Linked DNA regions of Mus musculus: region 1 is linked to region 2. The links are chromatin loops, found by intact Hi-C in ENCODE. Cell type or tissue: left cerebral cortex. All regions are shown on one strand. Links, peaks and the distances in the headings refer to the core of each region. The heading gives the core; the rest is flanking DNA.

Region 1 (12,096 bases), core at 2,843-10,842, 72 kb before region 2:
CTCGGTAGATCACCTGGGGCATGCTCTCTAGATCACTTGGGGCATGCTCAGTAGATCACCTGGGGCATGTTCTCTAGATCACCTGAGGAATGCTCTCTAGATCACCTGAGGAATGCTCTCTAGATCACCTGGGGCATGCTCTGTAGATCACCTGGGGCATGCTCTCTAGATCACTTGGGGCATGCTCAGTAGATCACCTGGAGCATGCTCTCTAGATCACCTGAAACATGCTCTCTAGATCACTTGGGGCATGCTCGGTAGATCACCTGGGGCATGCTCTCTAGATCACTTGGGGCATGCTCAGTAGATCACCTGGGGCATGTTCTCTAGATCACCTGGGGCATGCTCTGTAGATCACCTGGGGCATGCTCTCTAGATCACCTGGGGCATGCTCTGTAGATCACCTGAGGTATGTATAAGAATTAACCTATTCAGTAACAGGAGCATGCTCTCTAGAGCACCTGGGGCATGTTCTCTAGATCACCTGGGGCATGTTCTCTAGATCACCTGGGGCATGCTCTCTAGATCACCTGGGGCATGCTCTGTAGAGCACCTGGGGCATGCTCTGTAGATCACCTGGGGCATGTTCTCTAGATCACCTGGGGCATGCTCTCTAGATCACCTGGGGCATGCTCTGTAGAGCACCTGGGGCATGCTCTGTAGATCACCTGGGGCATGCTCTCTTTAGATCACCTGGGGCATGCTCTGTAGATCACCTGGGGCATGCTCTGTAGAGCACCTGGGGCATGCTCTGTAGATCACCTGGGGCATGTTCTCTAGATCACCTGGGGCATGCTCTCTAGATCACCTGGGGCATGCTCTGTAGAGCACCTGGGGCATGCTCTGTAGAGCACCTGGGGCATGTTCTCTAGATCACCTGGGGCATGCTCTCTAGATCACCTGGGGCATGCTCTGTAGAGCACCTGGGGCATGCTCTGTAGATCACCTGGGGCATGTTCTCTAGATCACCTGGGGCATGCTCTCTAGATCACCTGGGGCATGCTCTGTAGAGCACCTGGGGCATGCTCTGTAGATCACCTGGGGCATGCTCTGTAGATCACCTGGGGCATGCTCTCTAGATCACCTGAGGAATGCTCTCTAGATCACCTGGGGCATGCTCTCTAGATCACCTGAGGAATGCTCTCTAGATCACCTGAGGCATGCTCTGTAGAGCACCTGGGACATGCTCTGTAGATCACCTGGGGCATGCTCTCTCTAGATCACCTGGGGCATGCTCTGTAGAGCACCTGGGGCATGCTCTGTAGATCACCTGGGGCATGCTCTCTAGATCACCTGGGGCATGCTCTGTAGATCACCTGGGGCATGCTCTCTAGATCACCTGGGGCATGCTCTCTCTAGATCACCTGGGGCATGCTCTCTAGATCACCTGGGGCATGCTCTCTCTAGATCACCTGGGGCATGCTCTCTCTAGATCACCTGGGGCATGCTCTCTAGATCACCTGGGGCATGCTCTCTCTAGATCACCTGGGGCATGCTCTCTCTAGATCACCTGGGGCATGCTCTCTAGATCACCTGGGGCATGCTCTCTCTAGATCACCTGGGGTATGCTCTCTCTAGATCACTTGGGGCATGCTCTCTCTAGATCACCTGGGGCATGCTCTCTAGATCACCTGGGGCATGCTCTCTCTAGATCACTTGGGGCATGCTCTCTCTAGATCACCTGGGGCATGCTCTCTAGATCACCTGGGGCATGCTCTCTCTAGATCACCTGGGGCATGCTCTCTCCAGATCACCTGGGGCATGCTCTCTAGATCACCTGGGGTGTGCTCTCTCAATTATGTGATGCTTTTGGTACATGCACTTAACAGACCACTGATGCAGGCCTCCAAATAGTCTTGTAGAATTCGGCTTCAACAGCACAGAATAGCATTTCTGAAACACTTTTTGAGAATTTCTGCCAACACTCAAAACTTGAGGAGGCTATGGTGTCCCAGAAATCCAGAAGTATGTCTCTTTCACAGTTCTCAGTGGCCTTGTTACACTGGGAATGCAGTAATGAACACCAAGCAGCCAGAACTGACAAGTTAACTCTGCTTAATGACATCAGAAAAGGATAACAAACAATGAATATGTAACTTAGAGAAATAAAATATTTTTTAAATACTTAAGTTTTTTACTGTATTTGTGTGTTTGCCTGTGTTTGTGTGTGCATGCATGCATGTACCAAGTGCATGCCTTATGCCTGACTAGGCCAAAAGTGGGTATAAGGGATTGGAGTTATGAATGGTTGCCTAGAATCCAGGGCAAGACTATTGGGAATGGATGGATCTACAGAAGACATCCGGAGTGGTGGGTTAGGCGGGGGGGGGGGGGGGGGGGGGGGAGTCATAAATCTTAGATTTCCATCGTATCATGTCAAACTACTCAGAGGTCATGCCTAGGAGGATGGAGGGATGGCCCGGCAGCTATAAACATTGGGTGCTCTCACAGAGAACTTGGGTTTGGTTTTTGGTGCCCTCAGGGCAGCTTCCAACTCGCTGCCTATAACTTCAGTTCCTGGCATTCCAACACCTCTTTCTGGCCTCCATGGGCACCAGGAACGTACACAGTACACATAGATACAGGCAAGCAAACATACACTAAACTAAAAATAATAAAACAAAATAACAACAAGAGAACAGGAGCTGTGGAAAGCCATAGGGTAAAAAATGGACACTTTCTCTAAGTGTCAAATCTCAGGGGAAAAAAGAACATTTTGTGATGAAGTTATTCTAAATCACTTTTAAATTCAGTGGTCCTAGTAGAACATAAAATGGGAAATTTTCAGACAGAACACAAAACTTGACCCAGCTTCCCTCTCACAACAGTCAAATGAGAGCCACTGTTTACTACTATGATGAGTGGTTTAGGCACTGGTTCTGGGTAAACGAAGCCAATGGTTTTCTGTAGGGTCATTTTTTATTTCTTTTTCATGTGTCTATGTGTGTGCGGGTGCAGGTGACATGTATGGGCATGCTTGTGGAGGCTTAAAGTTGACACTGAATGTCTTCTGTAATTGTTCGCCACTCTGTTTAGGCAGGATCTTTGGCTAGACCCGGAGCTCAATCTATTTAGCCAGCTCGCCTTGGGGACCCTGTGTTTCTGTCTCCTGGGTGCTAAGCTGCACAGCTTTGGGTTCTAAGGATTCGAACTGCAGTCCTCACGCTTGCACAACAGGCACATTATTCAACAAACCATCTCCCCAGCTGAGGATTTTTTTTAAACAAGAAAGGGAGATGGGATTTCTCTCAAGTGACACAGTGATACTGTACAAAGGACAGGCTAGGACGTAAGAGATGGGAAGGACCACAGATATGACAAACAGGAAAGTTATAACCATGTCTTCAAAAGGTAAAGAGACCTGATCCAAAGCTGGGACTGGGTAAACAAGAGAGCCAAGCAGATTGCAGAAAGTGACAGAGGCAGACCAGAGAGAGTCTGACTGACTGCACAGTAATATGAACATAAAGACTTTAATATGTGTGTATGTATGTGTGCTTGTATATACTACTTATTTTCCCCAGTACTGGGGACCAAACCCAGACATTTGTTAGGCAAGTACCCTGCCACTGAGGTATAATCCCAGCTCTATCTGTGTTTACTTCTTAATTGCGAGACGGGGTCTCACTAAGTTGCCCTGGCTGGACCTGAAACTTGCTCTGTAGCCGAGGATGATCTTATTCTTAAAGTGCTTCTGCCTCAGCCTCCCAAGGAGCACGCATCACAGGGCTGTGCCATCAGGTCCAGCAAGATCTTATAATTTGTATTTCTCTATTTCATGCATGTACTTCTAAAGGTTTCACTTTTAAAGTACTTTCTATAAATATTTAAGTCACAGAAACTGTGAAGCTGTAGGCTGTCGTCACTGTAAATGTTATACAAATATGTGAAAGAAATTCAAATTGTATTTTAAAGAGCTATGTTTAAGAAGAAATTCCCCAGAGGCTGGGGAACTAGCTCAGTCGGAAAGGTGCTTGCTTTACCAGTCCTAAAATGTCATTTAGATCCTTGGGATCCCAGTGGTGTGGAGGTAGAGACAGGAGGACACTGGGGCTTGCTGGCCAGGCAGCCCAAACTAATGGGTAAGCTGCTGACCAATGAGAGACTCTGCCTCAGAAGAGATGGACGTGGAGGAGAGGCTGGAACAATAGCTAAGTGAATAAAGCACTTGTTGCTCTTGTAGAGGACGGGGGTTCAGTTTCCAGCACCCACCCAGAGGCTAATAGACATTCACAACTAATTCCAGTTCCAGAGGAGCCTGATGCCCTCCGCAGATCTCTGTGGGCAGCAGGCATCCACATGACATACATAACAGAAACTCCCATACACATAAAATACAAGATAATTAAATATAAAAAAAATTACAAAGTTGAAAATTAAAGCTGAATGTGTTGGTGCAAGCTTTTAATCCCAGTACTCAGGAGACAGAGGCAGGAGGATTTCTGAGTTCAATGCCAGCCTACCTACATAGTGAGTTCCAGGACAGCCAGGGCTACACAGAGAAACCCTGTCTTGAAAACTAAAACCAAAACCAAAACCAAAAAAAAAAAAACCAAAAACAAACAAACCACTCATTATCACACAAAAATAATCTATTGGACTTCCTTTTTGTTATCTTTTGGAAGTTAACATACTTACACCTAATTTACTTACCTAGGTCACACTGCCATTTTTAGTTACAAACACGAACAGAAAACTGGCAAAGCTAATACACGTATTGAGGACGAGGGGCTTGGGGTAAGGGGCAAAGAACATGCTCCAACACGTGAGAGCAAAGGCTGATGTGTTTAGATTTCAAAACTGTGTATCAGAACCATCAAAACAGTTTATTCTCCCCATTACTCGAGAAAAGATCCATGGCAGAATCAGTCAGGAGATATTTGCTTCGCCACTGACTGGCAGCTCTGTTTTGACTTTTGAGTGAATCTCTCCAGTTCTTTTAAGTGTGTATGTGTTGGGGGGGGGGGCACATGAGAATTGAGCTTGATGCAAAATTTAAATGACTTTACTGAGACATCTTAGTTTAAATCAATTTTATTCGCTCATTTATGCAAATAAACTAGCTACTTTTTACAGAAAAAATCCTGAGATTTAGAGTAGCTGTAAGTTTAAAACCGAGGGGGAAAAATGTCCCTACCCCCAAACAATCGCAGATGTGAGTGTCTAAAAACCTTCTGTCAGCATTTAGATGAGGTAGGATTGAAATAGTTCCTCAGACCCTTGGGTTTCTTTTCCACCTCTTTTGGGAACAGAAATGCAAAAGCTAACAGTGAAGCAAGAACACACAGAACAGCCTTGAATTTGCATTAAGTGTTTTTAGACTTCAGGAAGGGGAATGTTACAACAGAAATAGCTGACATTCTGCAGAGGAAATCCAGACACTTCTCCATCTTCTGCTAGCTTGTCTATCACAGAGTCCATAGTTCTTTAATTTGTTCTGTAGATGCCATCTGCTTCTCCCAAGCCCCCCTCTCCCTGAGCTCCACGGAGACCTTCCCCATTCAGGAGCAGGAAGGCTGTTTTTCCAGTGTAGAGGACCTTCAGGTGGCAACCCAAAACCACCACCTGACAGAGGGAAGTAGGCTCTGTGGCACCTCTTAAGTTGAATGGTGAGATGCCACCACCTAAATACCTTATGAGGTTGTAGGCTTATGTTTATTATATCTACAGAAAGTCTACCAATGGTAATGAGGTAGGCATTATCATATTCTATAAGTCACAGAGAACATGCAACTGTCACTAACCAGTCCTCTTGCAACTCTGTATGAACTCTGTATGAGGAATTTCATAACAGAATAGGGTGGGTTTATGAAATTCCTTCCGTGGTCCGACCTATCAAGGCAGATCTAGTTTACACCAAATACCTATACATGCAACGTACAAGCATCTTCAGGAAAACTGTAGGAAACCTAAAGAATGCTACATTGTTTCATGTTTTTGATAAAAAACAAAAACAAATGCATGTGCATACTTGTGCACAAGAAAAGGAAGAAAGACAACATGGTTATAGTTCAGTTGGTAGAGTGTTGCATGCATTCATGAAGTCTTGGGAGTAATAAACACACACTCTCTCATGCATGCAGGACTGTTGCGCCGAGCCTGTGGTACACACCTGAAATCCTAGCACATGGTAGGTGGAGAAAGGAGGATCAGAAATTCAAGGCCTGCCTGGGGATACTTGGCACGCTGTCTCAAAGAAAGAAAGGAGAGGAAAAGAGGGAAAAACAGAGAGAAAAAAATGGGGAGGGCTATGAATGAGAATGAATGAATATGAATCCCGAGAAAATCCTTCAAATTCTCTAGCGCTCCTACAATAAGATTTTAACTTTCGCAATCAGGGAAAAAAAAAAAAAGAAGTTAAGTCGACTCGGGCTTTCTAATCCAAGAAGCAACAGTTAATCTGGATTAAAGACTGCGAGCTGCTTAGCTTTAAACTCCGCGCAAGCACAGAAACAAATCCTGCCATACTTGGTTTGGCAGAAGGCTGCAAGACTGCCGGCGCAGTATCAGCCTCTGCTCTCTGCGGCCTTAACAAGCGGAGCAAAGTTGTTTCATACAAACTTGGTCAAGTGCTTCTGCAGAAGAACTCGCCCAGCTTTCCCGTGACCCCGCCCCCGTGGCAATCCAAGTCCCCAACACCCTACGCGGGACCCCTTCCCTTCTCGAGGGGCTCCGGAAGCCAGCCCCCTAAATCTGAGCTCCTCAGCTCCCCACCACGCGCCTTCACCTTCAACACCGCCTTGGGCTGGAGGGAACACAAAGTACAGACCAGACGTGGCAGCATCCGCCCCAGAACCCCCTGACCTTGCACGAGCCGCTCCGCCTTGCCCAGCCTCAGTTTCCCAACACGCTGCTCTCGCTGGCTGCAGAAAGGCTTCGTCGAGGCAAAGGGCTCTGGGCTCGGTGCGCATACCTCCTTCTCTCCTAGGCGCCGGGACCATTACGGTCTCCTCCGGTTTTGCGGTGTCCCCAAACCCGCCCCGGTCACCCCGGCCCGGTGCCCATACCTGGGAGCTGCTGTCCTGGGGCAGGTTTTTCACTAGGATTTTCCGCCGGTTGCTCAGCTCCCGTCGCATCCGCTGCAGCCGTGCAGCCACCTCCTGGGGGTGCAGCGCAGCCACCTCCCCCGGGCGCAGCGCGGGCTCCGCGGCCTCCCCCGCCGTCCCAGCAGAGGGTCCGGATCCCGAGCCCGCGCCCCCCGCGCCGCCTCCCCGCGCCGCCATCTTCCCGGCGCCCCGCTGCAGACTCGGAGAGGCCGGAGCGAAGCGGGAGAGAAAGCGGAGAGGCCGCGCGGGGGCGAGGCGGGCCGGACGCGGAGCAAGGGCGCGCGGGCGGGGGAGGCGCCGCAGCCGCCGACGCGGGAGGGGCGGAGCCCGGAGACACGCCCTATCCAGCCACGCCCCCGACGCTCCGCCCCCTCCCCCTGCAGGACACCTGCGGAATCTAGGACGCGGTAACATGGTGGGACTCGAACCCCTACCAACACTACCCCTAGCTCGCCGCGCTCGGCCTCGCCTCTCAAATCCGAGGGCCTCAGGCGCCACTGCGCAGGCCAGAGAACTCCTGGCCTCAATTCTGACACATCAAGAAGTGCGCATTTGGCAAAGTTAAGTTTTCGATGAAAAATAACATATGAGATTTATCTAAAAATATTCTGGGGGAAGGTTTGGTATTATTTAGTAAGACCTGAGCATAACAAATTTTCCTGGTTGTGTATAAGAAATCATTATCTTTCATCGGTCCCTTTGCGGCCTAAGATGACAACCTGGCTAGTTGTATTTGCAACACAAATCAAAGCTGAAACAAAGACTAGGACAGCTTCGGCAGAAGGCAGGGGAATAAGTTCCTTGATTATTTGAATTGAAACTTGGAAGGAGACATACTGTGGAAAGATATACCTAGTTAAAGTGAGATCTACAAAATATAATAAATACCCTTCAACTCTCACCAGCTGTAATGACTATTAGCAAATAGGAACACACACCTTACTTAAGTGTGCCCCATGAAAATGCACAAAAAAAAAAAAAAAAAAAAAAAAGCCTGTTTAACCCAGCAAGTGATCTGTTAAAGGAAAATGCTTTAAATATCATGAAAGGGCTGGAGAGATGGCGTATCGCTTTAGGGCACTTGCTGCTCTTGCAGAGGACCACAGTACTAATTCGAGTACCCAAGTCAGATGGCTCACAACTACCTGTAACTCTGCCTCCAGCGGATCCAATGCACTTTTCTGGCTTCCAGAGAAACACACACACACATCAAATGAATAAAATCATAAATTCAGTACTGAGCAGGTGCCACCCACATATTTCTAAGTATGTTACAGTGCTTCCCTTTAAAAAAAATCCAATTAGGCAAAGCTTATTTTCTTCCCATTACACATGAAGAAATGGAAGCTGGTGTGATTAGGCTCAATGTTCTAAATATTATAAAAATAAGTCATCTGTAATCACTCTACCCCAAAATTACGGTTAATAGTCCTCAGACTGTTCTAGAATACTTACATCATTAACATGAGTGAGGGCGGTGCCCCAGTATTTACAACCCTATTCCCTAGACACAGAGAGAAGATCCAATAGGCCTATTACAGTCTGTACCCACAGTGGAATATTGTTCAGCTATAAAAGGAAGGCGAAGGCTGCCAAAAGGTAGGTGAACCTCCAGATCATTAGGTGAAAGAAGATAGAGACGACAGTCACTCACTGTGTGATTCTTCTCATCAGGTAAATCCACAGAGCAAAACCAAGAGCTAGGCAAGGGTTGAGCAGAGCAGGCCATGGAACGCAATGGCTCCACTGGCTCACATGTCCCCGTGAAGCAATAGACATGTTCTGGAACTATAGAGAGGTGACGGTTGGCAAAAGCTGTAAATGCACCCAGTACCGCCGCAGGTCGTTTTTTAACTGATAATGGGAAGTACACCTTATAAACATGTCAGCTTATTTTTTTTTTCATGTTGCTCTGATTTAAAAACAAAACAAAATCTCCAACCAAAGCAAATTAAGGGAGAAGAGGCTTATTTCAGTCCACCATTCAAGGACAGAGTCACCCTAGCAGAGAGGTCAATGTAACAGAAGCTTGAAGCAGCTGCTCACAAGGCATCCACAAGCAGAAGCAGAGAACAGTGAGTGCATGGTCTCAGCTCTCTCTCTCCACTTCAGGATCCCAGCCAGGGAGTGGGAACTCCACAGGGCAGGGTGCCTGCTTAGTACTTCTGTTGACTTGACACAAGCTGGAGTCATCTGGAAAGAGAGAACCTTGATTGAGGAATTGCCTCCATCAGATTAACCCATAAGCAAGTCTGTGGGGCACTTTTTTTTTTTGGATGAATGATCATTTTTATTTTAAACTTTATCCTTTTGAACTTAAAATTTCATGCATCTTAAACCTAAATGATGCATGGTTTTATAGAGCTGAAGGACTTTGAAAGGGATAGTCTTCAAAGTGGGCCAGAACCAAGAATAGCCTCAACAAGTGCTGTGTACCCAGACTCACTCATTAAGGTTCAGAACGTATATTTACCCAAATGAGCACCGTCTCCTTGACAAACATCTATTAAAGGTCTGCTAAGTTCTAAACAATAGATATATAAAGACACTGAGAGTTCAGAAATAATACAATAAGCATCCTGACTGATAAGGGCCAGGCCTCACTGGGAGAGAATCATATAATGATTATAATTAAGTGCCGCTAATGAGTTTGCAAGCAGAACTCCAGGGCAGCCCTGAGAAGCAGTGATCTGAGTGACGTCAGCGATGCTGCGTTTGCTTGAGGTCTTTCCCCAGCGGCTGCTAAGTTATTGACTTCAAAATCTACAGCAAATTATTCTAAATGAACTGTTGTTTGAAGTCAAGCCTGGCAATAAATCATCTCTCTCTCTCTCTCTCTCCATTCTTCCTCCCCCCTTCCTGCTGTGATGACAGTTATTCAGGTTTCAGATCAACAATCCTTTCTTGTTACTTTTGTTCAACTGTTTTCAGAGAATTTGGAAAAAGTAACTGTCCACTGATTACACATTTTAAAACGGAATTGGCAGAGAGAGAGAGAGAGAGAGAGAGAGAGAGAGAGAGAGAGAGAGAGAGAGTATGAAGCTACGGAGACTTGGGAATTCCAGTCTTTATGATTCAGAAGAGGTCCTTTCACCATAGGGTTTAGAGCTGACTCTAAATTGTAGCTTCTACAGAAAAATAAGGAGCACGCTAATCTGAACTCTTCATGGAGTGTAATTATCAAGCTGCAATGGATTACCAATATCCATGGGTCATTATCACAGTCTACATAATTACCTTGGGCTTAAAATAGGAGCTATGTGTTCACTTCAGCCTCCTTTTTTTTCTTTCTTTCTTTTTTTTTTTTTTAATGGGTGGTTGAGTTGCTTGTTTTTAAAGATTTGCAATTGGGGAAAATCTCAAAGAGGTATAATAAGCCTTATTACTTCTAATAAAAACAACCTCTTGTATTCAAACATTATAATTATATATCATTATAATATAGATTAAAATTAGTTAAATAGGGCTGGGGAAGTTGCTTAGTTGGTAGAGGGCTTATTTAGCATGCAGAAGCCCTAGGTACCATCACCAGTACTGTATAAACCAGGGGTGGAGGCACACAGCGACAAACACAGCACTCAGGAGGACATTACAAGTTGAAGATTATCTTTGACTACATTGTGAGTTTGAGGCCATTGTGAGAACACATTATTCGACTGCAGGGGGATGGAAGGAAATTCAAAAAGAGAGAGGGGAAAAAACCAAGAGAAAGGGAGAAGTTGAGTGTGTTAATTATAAGAGCATTACATTTGACTATTCCACACTACGGAACAGCTGTCTAACGTACCAGACATAGCCCTGGACAGGGCACTTGATTTGATTTTTATTCAAAAGTGAATCTCTCCCTAAAGTAATTACATCTCAGGAATTTCTAGCTTTGCTTGGTTAATACTTTTAATAAAGTGCTCAGTGGCTCCGCCTCCGCCTCCGCCTCCGCCTCCGCCTCCGCCTCCGCCTCCGGCTTGATTTTTGACTTGGGGAGATCGTCCTGAGAAGTCAGGTCTTCTCACACAAGAAGTTTGTGTGTGAGATGAGGCAGTCCTGGGACAGAGCATACAGAGCACTGAAGGTATCAGTAGCACCAAGGTGTGGCGTTCACAGTTCCAGCTGTTAGAGGCTGATTCCGTTTTAAGTGAACAGCTTGGCGAGTCCAGGGGGAACTGGAATGGGGAATGTAGTGACTTTCTGGCAGAGAAATGGCCCAATAAGTTTAGCTTGTTGAAAAACAACTCTGAAAGCAGTGGAGGAAATGAGTGCATTGTATGCTAGGAATCTTGTAAGACAGAGGGAAAAGATTTCCCTGGAAGTTCCTACTGAGAAGATTAAGCCGGAGAGCCATGAATGCAGACACTTTATGTAGGTTATCCGAACCTTTATTCTCTCCCTTTAATGTGATAGTGTTTGAACCCTATAACTGACTTGCCATAGAGCTAAAATGTACCTTTTTGCCAATGAGGAATGCAAGACAAGGAAAGCTGGATACATTTTCAAGGACACAGCAGGTGGGCCACCAAGTTCCTATGTAAAATCATCTACTTTTAGGACTCAGATATATCATAGTGTGAAGGTGTAGCCACAGAAAGGGTTGAGTATGTCTGAGTTTCCTGAGATAGGCATGATAGTGTTAAGTCCTATAGATGCAAGAGAGGCAGGATCCAAGTCCAGTGATCTCAGTGCAATTTTGTGTAACTGGAAGAGCTACTTAAAGCATGAGAAAAAGCCAGATGTGGTAGTACATCTGTCATGCCAGCATTTGGGCTGCTAAGAGGTTTATTTTTTTTTAAACTAAATTTATTTATTTCATTGTGAGTGTGTGTGTGTGTGTGTGTGTGTGTGTGTGTGTGTGTGTTCGGATGCCACAGAATACATGTAGAGATCAGAGGACCACTTGTAAAAAGCCAGTTCTCTCCTTCTACCATGTAGGACTCAGGAATTGAACTCAGGCAGCCAAGCTTGGCACCAAGTGCCTTTACCCACTAGACAATCATGGACCATGAGCGAATATTTAAATGTGCTAAATCTCAGCCACTTTGTCTCTAAACACACAGAA
Region 2 (12,096 bases), core at 2,746-10,745:
ATATCAATATCCTCACATTTCTTTGTGCGTTTGAGATGGTCAAGAGGCCTGAAGTGGTTTAGAGCATTGGAAAGATGTCTAGACCACAGGGTAAGAAACAGCACGTCAGATACCAGCAGCCCCTCGACTGTCCATTGCATACAGTTTATTTCACTAGACTGCAACTTTATACACAGTATGAAGGGCTTTCCAGGGAGCACATATATAGTTTACTTTCTGTAGTGCTGAGGACCCAATTTTTATTTTTTACAGTATATCATGATACCCTATCATTAAAACATTATTTGGTGATTTTTTTTTCCAACTATATATAAATGGAGATTTACACACACACGGTGCAAAGAACGCCTTCATAACATATTTGAATCACAAAGCGTGGATCTAAGATACACCACTGGAATTAGAACACTACTTTAAAATCCCAATGCCCCACGTCCGAGTAGCCATTTGATGAAGCCCCGTGGAAGCCAAAAGCAGTTTGGTGGATCCGTGGCAGCAGCTTGGAGCTGTGATTTCAAAAGAAATCTTTTAAGAACCACAATTTTACAATTTTAAAATGTCTCCCTTTACCTGTTTTATATTCTCAGAGTAAAAAAGGAGACATCTTAAAATTTATAGTCTTTAAAACAAAGAGAATAAACCCATGCCTCCCTAAACTGGAAGGCTACGGTTATAATAGTAGATTTCGTAGAAACCTAAGGAAAACCATCACATGGGAGGTGGAAATGAATTCTAAAGGAATGAAGTTTCTTTGAAAGCATCTTAGATCACTGCCCCTTGAAAGAGGGGACACTATCACAGATGACATTTTTTTTTTCTAGGAAGTGACATAAATAAGCCAGAGAAAGATTTCTTCATTTCCCCAATTCCATTCCTTTCCTTTCCTTTCCTTTCCTTTCCTTTCCTTTCCTTTCCTTTCCTTTCCTTGTTTGTTTGTTTGTTTGTTTGTGTGTTTTGTGGATGAGGACAGTGGGCAGATCACCAGTTAAATTAAGAAACACAACTCCTTAATCAGAGAACCACATCGCACATAACAGCCAGGGTGAAGGCTGAGAATCTCTCAGTTCCTTTCCCCTCCCACAAAGTTTGAAAGTTCAATAAATAGTAGAAAAATAATCCTTTACTTAGAAATTTTGAGATGCATCGTTTAGAGCCTAAGGTGAGCTCTGTACAGTAATGGTGGTGTCCAGGTACCGCTAGGAAACACGGGAGTCCGTCCAGCGGCTGGTAGCATCTGGCGTGCCACGTTCATGGGCCTCGGCTCCAGCTTTCTTCCAGTTAAGGGACTGAGTGCTTCTGGTGCTGGGAGCACTCCTCCGGCTCAGTTCCCTCTATGTTTGTCTGTGTTGGCGGTGTGCCTACGGTCCCATTCCATCATGTCAGGTCAGTTCATCAGGCTCCCCCTCCGTTACAGAACCAGCATCAGATCCCCACAAGCCAGTAGGCAGCAAACCAGTGGAACCACACTGGACAGAGTGCGTCACGTGACAGGGCTGTATGCCGGCTCATTTCTTCGCAGAGAATTCTGTGTCACGCAGGGCCACTCTGCTCCGGGAGGCGAGAGGGTTGTTAGCACTCAGCATCCACAGTGTGCACGGTCACTGCCGCCTGCAGGTGGTGGCTGTGATGGAGAGTCGGGTGGTGTGGGCGGTAGTGGTGGAACTTGTGGCTCAGCAGGGCTGCAGTCTGAGGCGGGGTGTCCAGGTCCAAGTCGTCATCATGGTTCCCTACGTCCACCCCAGCTGACAAAGGGTCATTGTTGCATGGAGGGTTCTCGCTGTCTTCCTGTGGGCTCATGGTGCTGTACCCTAGAAAAGGAACAACATGGCCTCAGGACACAGGACACAGACCAGACTGGCTAAGACGGGCGTGCAGTCCAGTGCTTGCAACACTTAGGTGCCAACATCTGCACATCACCAGCAGATGCTGAAGTATTTTGAAGTTAAGGAGAGCTAGAGAAAACAGGGTTTGCTTGTTTTTCCTAAAAACTATTAACCACAAATACACAACTATATTAAACAGCAGAGAAAGTAGGGGGAGAAACAAGAGTCATTACTCCAACCCCCCAGGCCGATGACAGCCCCACTGTGAAATCACCCCATATGCCCTATTATCTGTAGGTACCATCCTGGCACATGTCTCCAGCAAAACACAGGTCACTGATTCCAGCTTAACAGCTAGGCTCTCAAAGCCCACTGTAGTAGGGAGGTGGCCAGAGAATGGAAGGAACTGATCCAAGGTTCTAGCGCTTAATGAAACATCAAATTTCCATCTAACCCAGAGCAACTAGAAAGGAATCAACTATTCTCTGTGTGAGCCGGCTCACTATGTTTAAAGATTCATTTCTTTCGGTATTCTAAGTGATACATGTTTTAAAAGAAAATACCTTAGTTGATCAAAGGGTTCCTTTCCAAGAACCTTGGCATGTTTTTAAATATTGAAAAAAAAAAAAACCACACAAACCTCTTCTAAATGTTTTGAGAAGTGACAGCTCATTAATAGTTTCCTGGCCCCTCAGTGTCAATCAGCCATCACCCATGGGTAGGGACTAGTCACATTTGTGACTGCAAAATTGATGTGCTTGCATTCAGCCAAGCAGGATGCACGGCGTGGTTGAAAATGCCTGCTCTGTGCAAACGAAATAAAGGCAAGTCTAGGTCCTCAGGAAAACATAACTCAGCGGGAAGAACTGTTGAGCAGCCCCAGGCAGAGGGTGTTTACTGGGCATCTCTTAGGTACAGGTCACTCTGCTAGTGACTGGAGGTACTTCCCAGCCAAAATCCTGATCCCAAAGAGGGAGATAAGCCACCAGTGTTTGAGTCAGGCAAGAGCACAGGCCACTGGCTCACTCTTTTACTGTGGGCCACATTAGGGTAGGGGTGACAAGTGAAATAGACTTATCTCCCTTCCTTAGCGACTCAAAGTGAGTAGGAGAGATGCTTCCTCAAATGTAGACCATGGTGAACGAGAGTGGTGAGGTTTCCCTGAAAGCAAGGTGGACTAACTGATCCCGACTAAAGGAATGAGGAGGGGTCACCCCACTTCAAATGGGTAAGACTTTGGCGAAGTGATCCAAGGAAGGAGACAGAGGCCAGCCCCAGAAGCAAGGAACTGTGAAATGATTCCTCTACTGCATGCCTTGGACGTGTGTTAGACAGTAGCTGGACTGCAGGGATGTGAGAGGTGGACAGATAAATTAGAGTTATTGCACGATGTGTATGCTGGCATAGACAATAGGTACACGATCTCCCTATAAATGGCCAGCCATGAATAACCTGTGGTCAGAGAGACCTACTGGCAGTTTGGAGGATGGATGAAAGGGCAAACAAGAGACAAAGGAAGCCACTGCACAGCCCACTGAAGGATATGGGAAAGTGGGACAGGGCCGATTATAGAGGTTGCTAGGCAACCAGGTATGGGTGTTATACGGTAAGGCGACTGGCTATAACTCGAGTCAGTATGATGGCAGAGGAGACCTGGGGATCCCCTAGTGTCACCAAAGCATGACTTGTTTGGGACCATCTTGATGCTGAGAGCCTGGTGTACACACACACACACACACACACACACACACACACACACACACACACCCTTTAGAGGGACATTTGGGGGTCTCCTATCAGATATTTACATTATGATTCACAACAGTAGCAACATTACAGTTATGAAGTAGCAATACAATAATTTTAGGGTTGGGGGTCACCACGACATGAGGAACTGTATTAAAGGGTTGCAGCCTTAGGAAGGTTGAGAACCACGGCCTTAAAAAGGATTGGCTACCTTGGGGAAATGGTGAAAAGCTGGGCCTGGGGAAAGCAGGCAAGGCTGCTGGGTAGGAGGGCTGAGGCTAGGCTGAAAATGATAGCTGAAACCACCAGCACTTAGTGGCAGGTACTGGGGGTGTATTGACACTTGTCACCACAATCTGAGCAGAAGCCAGGTACTCAGAGAATTGGAGGCTGCATCCCAGACCTCCAGTCCATGGTGGACAGTAAGAACGCTTAAAGGTGGAGAAGCACCTAACATCAAGAGATTGTTCCTGGGAAGAAGCAGAGCTTGGGGGCCAAATGGACCAACCAGGTAAAGGGGTTAGAGGGCTTGACATCCCTGTAGATGGTCCAAGTTTCTAGAGGAAACAGTGACACTTTTATCCACGTTTAAGCGATAGAGGGCAGGGCTAAGACTACATTGTGAGATGGGAGGCCAGACTCTGAAAGATGCTAGACATAGGTCCAAACCACACTGTCGTTTGCATATCAAGGAAGGTGTCAATTAGCAAAGCATTTAAGCTGTTTGCCTAGATGCCACCCAGGTGGATCTCATCTCTGGTCACTTCCAAGTGCCACAGTAAGGGACTGATCATTTATTTAGCACACCCAGTGTAAGTTCCTACCTTCTCAGATCCTACTGCTATGCTTCATGCTTCTCTGTGCCTTAGGTCTTCTCCACTAAGTCTTCCATGCCCACCCCCCGACCTGCCTCAGGTCTTGCGAGCCACCTGGGTTTGGTGTTCCTTTGTCTCTCTGCATGGCATTCTGTGACTACCATATTATACTGAAAACAGGTTCTTTGTTGACAGATTGCCCCATTGTTTTGGTTTATTATTTTTGGAGATATGGTCTTGCTACATAACCCAGGCTAGCCTGGAACTCACTAAATAGCCCAAAATCCTCCTGCTGTGCTTCATGTGCTGGGGTTAAAGATGGTCACTGCTTTGCCTGGCTAGCCAATATTTCTTATTTGCTGCCTCTGCACTCCTAGCATGGAACACAGTGCCTCACACAAAGGAGATAGTTCACAGCAAAACCAGCCAGGTCCGCAGGTACAGATCTGTTAAAGGCATCTTAGAAACTGAGGCAGGAAGATACAGGCTCAAGGCTGGTCTGGGCTACAGAGCAACTTCAAGGCCAACTTGAGCAACTTAGATTCTGTCTCAAAATAAAGTTAAAAAGGGCCAGGAAGATACCTCAGTGGGAAACCACTTGCTTGGCATATACAAGGCTTTAGGATCAGTCCCCCAAACTCTAAAAAACAAGCAAGCCTTCGCACACTATAACTCCCCAAGTCATGACATCAATGTGTCTTCTCTTCCCCGTCGCTTTCCCTAGCATGCCAAACACTAGTCTCATATAATTAGGAAGATTTGGAAATCCATTTTTTTTCCTATTCAATAGTTTTTAGTCCAGAGATTTTCTATAACTATTTGCCTCATTGTGTTTGGATTTGAGATTTCCCCAGAGGCTGTTGTGTTGGGGGCTTGGATATTGTTTATTGTGCTTTGGGAAGGGGCTCAACCAAGATGGCTCCAACCTCATCTGTGGACTGATCCCTTGATACATTCAAACCATGCAGCATTAGTGGGAGCAGGTCGGAAGTAGGTGGTGGGGTCCAGTTAGAGGAAGTATGCACCTGGAGGCTCGCCCTGGAAAGATATACCTCACCCACCATGAGGCCATCACTGTTTGCTTGGCCGGGGCCCAGAAATAGCATGCATGGCTAGCTAAGCATAGACTGAGACCCGTTAAACTGTGAGCCAAAAATACGTTTCCCTCTCTGAGGTGGCTTCTCCCAGCATCTGCAAGTGATGAGAAGTGTGCACCGACATGACTCATTCACTCCACACTTTCCGAGTATTTAATTACATGAATGGGAATCCCCAGGGCACAGCCAGTGGCAGAGCAGCAGGTAAAACAATGCATGCCCTTTTCTTTCTCTTTAAGCCTGCTTTTGTGGGTGTATGTGGTAGTCGTGTGAGTATGGGTGTGCACGTGTGGAGGTCGAAGGACAATCTCTAGTGTTGGTCCTTACCTCCTCCTTTGCTAGAGGCAGGGTCTCATTTGCTGCTGTATACACCAGTCTAGCCCTCCCACAGGCTCCTGGGGATTCTCCCATCTCCACCTCCCATTTCACGATGGGAAAGAACTCTGGGCTTATAGATGGGGCTTTTGTGCCTGGCTCTGTGTGGGTTCTGTGGAAACTCAGGTCCTCACTCCTTGTGCAGCAAGCGCTTTGCAAACTACAGAGCCTTCTCCTCAGCCCACAGACACATTTTCTCATCCAACAAATAACCATTTACTCGATGCCAGGCAGTTGTGCTGTGTACTGAGAACTGCGAGGGATCACGGAAAAAAATGTTATCTGAACACAAAGGACCTCTGGCAGCAATTGCAAAGGCATATGTAGAAAAGCATCTATGGAGATAGCCTCAAGTAAGATCCACACTTTAGGAATGAGGCCAGGCACCCATGAGGAATAGAAGACCAAACTTGGCTTCTGTAGTTTAGCATTCTGCTTATGTGTTTATGTTCCACTTCCTGAGACACTGTTACTTGGGAAAACCCAAGGTTCCTTCAGGGACTCACTCGCCATCTAGTGGCCACAGGCAGTAACTTCAGGAGAATAGTTCCAAAATATGTCTGCTTTTGACTAGGTTTTTGTTCATCATTCAAGGATGAGGGAGAAATCCCATTTTCAAAAAGAAAAGGTTGCCTAGCGATTGCACACACACACACATACACACATGCACGCGCATACACACTCAAGGAAAAATTATCTGTCTAAACTCGGCTGTGAAGTTTCTAATGAGGAAGTAACAGCAATATAAACTCACAAGGGGCAAATAAACACATGCTGGCTGCTTTTTTCAACTTAAAAATAATCCAGCAGATACCAGACAGAACTTGCTGTTTTCAAGAGAAATATGAGACAAAGCAGACAGACACACGGTTACAAAGCTGTTTAGTAAGTAGCTCAACTTGAAAGGCTCATATGCTGCCGACAAGAACAAACACTTTTAAGTTGTCTTGGGATATTGATGAAAGTGGGGTTGGGGTATTCGCAACACAAGAGTATTTGCCTAGCATGCACCAGATCCTAGTTTTCATTCCCAGCACCAAAGGTATAAAACCTTATGCTTTAAAACATGTCCTCACGAACTATCTCTAACAAGTTTCCAAGCAATCGAAATTTTCATTCTAGGAACATCATCACTATGCAGCTTACCAGGGGCCTAGGTGTTTAGCACTCTAGCATACGCATGCGTGTGTGCACACACACACACATGCACGCACGCACACTCAGCATAACGTAGAAGCCTGGCACTGCTTTCTCCTGAGCTCCAGCCCTTCCTTGGATCATGAACTACTTTCCCTTTCTCCTTTGTTCACTCCAGGAGTCTCTCTCCTTCCCCCATGTATGGATCTATGAACACATCTGCGCGTCATTTCTGGGTTCCCCTAGAGTATTAGCAGGGAGGAGAGAGCACAGGTGCAACCCCCCCCCCCCTGCTCCCACCGTCCCATGCCCTTTAATCTTCAAGGACTTTACCAGGTAGAAATTTTATTCCTGTTATTTATGTATGTATTTATTTTCGAGACAGAGTGTCCCTGTGTAGCCCTGGCTGGCCTGGAACTTGCTGAGGAGTAGATCAGGTTAGCCTCCACATAACAGGATCTGCCTGTCCCCGCATCTAGAGTTCTGGGATTAGATGTGTATTACCACAGCTGGCCATTCTACTTTTAAGAATCAGGAAACTAAGGACTAAAGTAGCTCGCTAGAGTCTCAACAAGAGGTGATAGACTCTAAAGTGAACTCATCCTTGCCTCGAGGGTGTCCCCCAGCCCCACATTGTCCAGTGCACAGGACACGCCCAGTACAGGAATGACACACAGGACCACCACTCAAAACCATGTTGACAAAACAATCAATTCTATTTTCTCCCTTAATGTGCACGTAGATTTTATCCTGCTGGCATGGCAGGGCCATCCACGTGATGGGTCACTTTTGGTGTCATGCTGTATAGGTTCAGGGATACGACAGCCTACCGTTAGGCTCCATTGATTTAATGATGTATTTTGGATCTGGGCGCCATCAACACTCTGCACTTCCTTTGGTGGTGTATTCTGTCTGCATGAGAAACTATTTTTTTTATTCCTTGGGGATAATAGAAATCCAATTAGTGGGAGATGAGCGACTGTGAGTCCTTTGCTGCCTCACTGGCTCAGGTACTCATACTTCACGGGGCACTTTACCTAAGCTGCTGCTTCATGCTATATCACCAAGACAGTGGAAGGAACTGGGAAACACATCGTTACTCCAGATCCTAATTTGGTATGGATGCCACGGGAGAGGGAGAGCTGAGAGCTGGTGTTTCTGCTGAATAAGAAATTATTTCTGCTGAACTTTAGTAGCCCTGGAACCTGCTTTAGTATTCAAAAGAGAAGGCACAGAATGACCTAGCAGAAGAACTTAAGCAGGTTCAAAGGATTCTTTTGTTGGGGGTGGGGTGGGGGGGATAGGGGAGGCAGGAAGCCAAGAAACTGAAAAATTTAAGTTCTGCCTCTGTTCTCCATAGAAACCCGAAGGTTCTATTTAGTCAGCGGGAACAATGTCATTCAAAGCTCAATACACAGCCTCTGATTTACCAGGCTGGGCTGCAGCATCTCACATCCTCCAAGGGAAGATTGCATCCCTGAGGTGGTGTCAGGGGACTATTGGTTGCTTGGAGGGATGTCATCTTCTGTGCTTTTTGCATACAAATAGAGATACAGTGTTTGAAGACTTTTTTTTCTTCTTTTCAGGATAGGTGTGGGAAAAGCCAAGATTTAAAAAAAAAAAGGTTAAAGTAATTATCTAAGCATATTCAAAGACTTAGGTAGTTTTAACAATAAAGCATTCTTTTCTTGGGTTCTGTTTTTGGTTGATAGTGGCAGCGAGGCTCAGACCTGACACACCTGCTGTCCCAGACACAATAAGCAACAAGACACCAAGAACGTGAGAAGCCCTGCACGGTGGCTGATGTTTGGGAGAGGACGTGGGACTTCCCATGACATGGGTCAGTGCAAATGGTTGTTCTTAATCAAAGCTTTTGAGCCTGGAAGACATGGCCAGAGATGGGGATGGGCAATGCTAGAAGACAGCCTAGATTTGTCTATGACCCAAGAGTATGATGCTGACACTGGTCCACCAGCAACAGGAGGTCCTGGGACCTAAGGGACCACACCTTTAGTGACAGACACACATATACACCCCGTTAGAAACATTATTTTGGAAAGTTCTGGGAACTCTGGGAGATGAGACCTGGATGAAGGAAGTGGGTCATTGGTGATTGCTCCTGATTTATATTACCTTGACTATTTTTCTGGTGTATGCCCCCGACTCCATCCACCCTGGGTAGGATGGTCACAGCTGTCTTCTAAGACTGCCCCTGCCACTATGGTGTTTTACTTAAGATACAGGCCTAAGCCATAATATGGTTGCTTAGCAACCAAACTGAACCTCTTAACCTTGAGCCAAAGGAATAATTCCTCCCTGAAGTTTTTTTCACCTGGTATTTGGTTACAGATATGAAATAAGTGTCAAAAAGGTCTCGATGAATTCAAGGCCAGCCTGGCCTACAAAGTGAATTCCAGGACAGCTAAGGCTATATAGAGAAGAAAAAAATTTACACTTATTTGTGTATGTGTGCCTGTACACTGTGGTGTGGGGCAGTCAGAGGTAACTTGGGGGAATCAGCTCTTTCCTTCTGTCATGTGGATTCCATGGATTGAACTCAGGTCATCAGGCATGGCTGCAAGAATCTCTACCCACTGAGCCATCTCACCAGCCCCCACCTTCTCGATGGAGAAAAACTTGAAAGCAATCTGTGTGGTCAGGGCCCTTTAGCTTGACACTTTTCTCAAACCATGTCATGCTTGGGTGTATCCTTTGGGGAAACTATGTCAAAATAAATTAGCTTACGAACAGAACAGGAGAAAGAGAGAGTCAGTCTGTGCCCGCCTCCCACAGCATAGCCCAGGCCTCTGGGAGCTCGAATGCCGGACACCAGATCTTACCATGATCACTTTCAGTTCCCGAGCGGCCCCAGTAGCGTCGCCTCCTTTCTGGACTGTGTACGTGTCGCTCCATGACTGCAGCTATGAACCGGGTGTTGCTGACTGTAGGACGTCACGGACAATTAATGTCATTCCTGTGCCAGTGCCTTCATTGTTCAACCCCCTTGCTCTGAGCATGCCCACTCACTCACGTGTTGGAAGGGTCAGTCTTTCAGAAGTTAGAATAAATAATTTTTAAAAGAATCCTAAGGATGGGGGTGGGGGAAGCTGGCTTAGGGCTGATGCAGGGAGGGGCGGTCAGCTGCTTATCTCCAGGCACCAGCAGGCTAACGTCTAGGCAGCGAAAGGCCATGGGAGTTCAACATCAACAGAAGTCTCTTTTAAGAAAGAAAGCACTTTTCCATTACTCTGAGATGTGTACACTAATTAGGGGACTAAAAAAATTTTTTCTAGAAAGTTCTCTTTCTAAAACAACATGTTGGAAAAGTCATGGGGCGAGAGGCTTTAGGTCAAAGAAAGTGTAAAAGATAACATCCCAAAAAAAAGAGATATTCTGAAACAAAGCAGAGACCCACACCTATTCCTAGTGAAAAGGGGAGGAAAAAAAAATCTACCATGTCAAAGCTTCTGAAATTTTAATACAAGCCAAAAGGACATAAGAAAGAATATTTATTTTGGATTAGCCTCCCGCTGACACACGAGGCAGGGGGTGGCAGATACTCACTGATGCCTCTGTCTTCATGACTGTCATCGTCTCTTTCATCTCTGTCATTCTCCAGGTTGGACATACGCACTGACATTTCTGTCCATCATTAGAAAGAGAGAAACATGACTATTTAATCAAACAAAACCATGGGCTTTAATACCCTGCTGAGTGATGGTTTGATGGCTAGGTGACAGCATTCCGTCAAGAATGAGTTCAGGGCAGAGGATGGAGGAGAGTGGTAGAAAGCTCTCCTCAAGTGTGCTGGGTTCTATCTCCAGCCCCTCAAATAAAATAAAATAAAATAAAATAAAATAAAATAAAATAAAATAAAATAAAATAATGAGCTTGCAAGAGAATGAACAGATGCCTCTGTCTGATACATGGGTGGGCAGAGACAAAGGAAGAACAAGAGAATAAGGGAAGAGCATCTAGAATAGTGTTCTGGAGAAAGAAGAAACGGGTGGAGGCCAGCTCATTGTTAATCTTCTATCAAGTGCTTAAGCAGAAGAAGTGGGTCTGAAGCGTTACTGGCTGAGCCGTGAAAAGGCTCCAGAGCTGCATACAGGTGCAAGGCCACACTGGATGCGGCCACCCTGAGTCTAGCCGATTCTCAGGTAGGTATACCTTTCTCTGTGGCTATGCTGTGTCAGGTCTGTCGTCATAGCAACACCTAACACCAACTTGTCACTAGTCCTACAAGCTGAGCTAAGTGGACAGGAAAACTGTGAGTTTCACAAAGGGCAGGCTGACATATCTCTGGGGACTTCGGGAAGGGTGGGAATGGCTTTGAGTACAGATGGCAGACTCAGATGGCAACAAGGTCACGAATATAGGCCAACTCTTTTTATAGTTTGCTTCGATGATTTATTCTGTTTGGAAAGATCTGATTATTCTAATGTACAGGAAGGCCATTGGATAGATTCAAATTCTTGCTCATAATGATCTGGAGGTCTCTGATTTGCTTGGGTTCAGACCTGCAAGGGCAGCATGCTGACACCCTGTGGGTCAGCACGCTAGCTGCCCAGTTCATGTAAGCCACGGAGTATGTGAGGGATGAGGATGCCGGCAGTATCTGGAAAGGGCCTGGTATTTTCTGGGTAATCAAAATGGGGCATGTGGAATTTAGGCACTAAATTAGAAAGCAGGCTTTGGGGACATCAGATGTCACGCTGCTCTACGATTTCTGAGAGGCCTATTCAAATCGCTGCTCAACAACCTCCAAGAGGCTTTCTGTACTCACCTTGAGCAGCAAGAGGTGACATGTGCTGGTGGCTGCGGCGATGGATCTGGTGGCGGTAAGCATACACGGCAAGGACCAGCACCATGATGCAGCCCATGATGCCTCCGGCCACAGGGCCCACCGGAGCACTCTTAATCATGTTTAGTGTGATCACCTCATCACCTGCGGAGAAGAAATGAATGGATGTGTCGTGTCAGCATCTCACAAGTGCAGGGAGAGGTGGGCATGGAGCAAGCGTGGTGGGAGGGAAAGGAGAAGAGCAGAAGGGTTTGGTGGATAGCCGTGCTATGCTCTAAATTCCTCACTGACACACAAGA

What was found. Hi-C counts contacts between places; a loop is a spot of excess contacts. Peaks named below come from ENCODE experiments on the same cell type or tissue, not always from the same donor. Only the 100,000 strongest peaks of a DNase experiment are listed, where the experiment ranks them.
Region 1: it touches region 2 in a loop (2.3-fold over the local background); 4 of 42 quality-filtered maps call a loop at or near these places.

What each region holds. Positions count from the first base shown.
Region 1 is chr4:101,064,241-101,076,336 of GRCm38, reverse strand. Raver2 (ribonucleoprotein, PTB-binding 2) reads right to left here and starts at 7,299. Exons shown (of 12, transcript NM_183024.1): 1 at 7,008-7,299. The coding sequence starts at 7,223. Gm35956 (a long non-coding RNA gene) reads right to left here and starts at 7,000. Exons shown (of 2, transcript XR_867959.2): 1 at 1,317-7,000; 2 at 1-1,224. In left cerebral cortex, for the core only: a CTCF peak has its summit at 7,438 (motif pointing left); DNase peaks (open chromatin) are centred at 6,592, 6,870, 7,344, 8,285 and 2 more places; H3K4me3 peaks cover 1,754 bases; H3K27ac peaks cover 604 bases.
Region 2 is chr4:100,992,574-101,004,669 of GRCm38, reverse strand. Cachd1 (cache domain containing 1) reads right to left here. Exons shown (of 27, transcript NM_198037.1): 24 at 11,780-11,941; 25 at 10,558-10,635; 26 at 9,834-9,935; 27 at 921-1,808. The coding sequence ends at 1,570. Among named protein-coding and RNA genes, the nearest start is that of Raver2, 70 kb to the left of the region's middle. In left cerebral cortex, for the core only: a CTCF peak has its summit at 6,370 (motif pointing left); DNase peaks (open chromatin) are centred at 5,573, 6,351, 8,170 and 8,369; H3K27ac peaks cover 802 bases.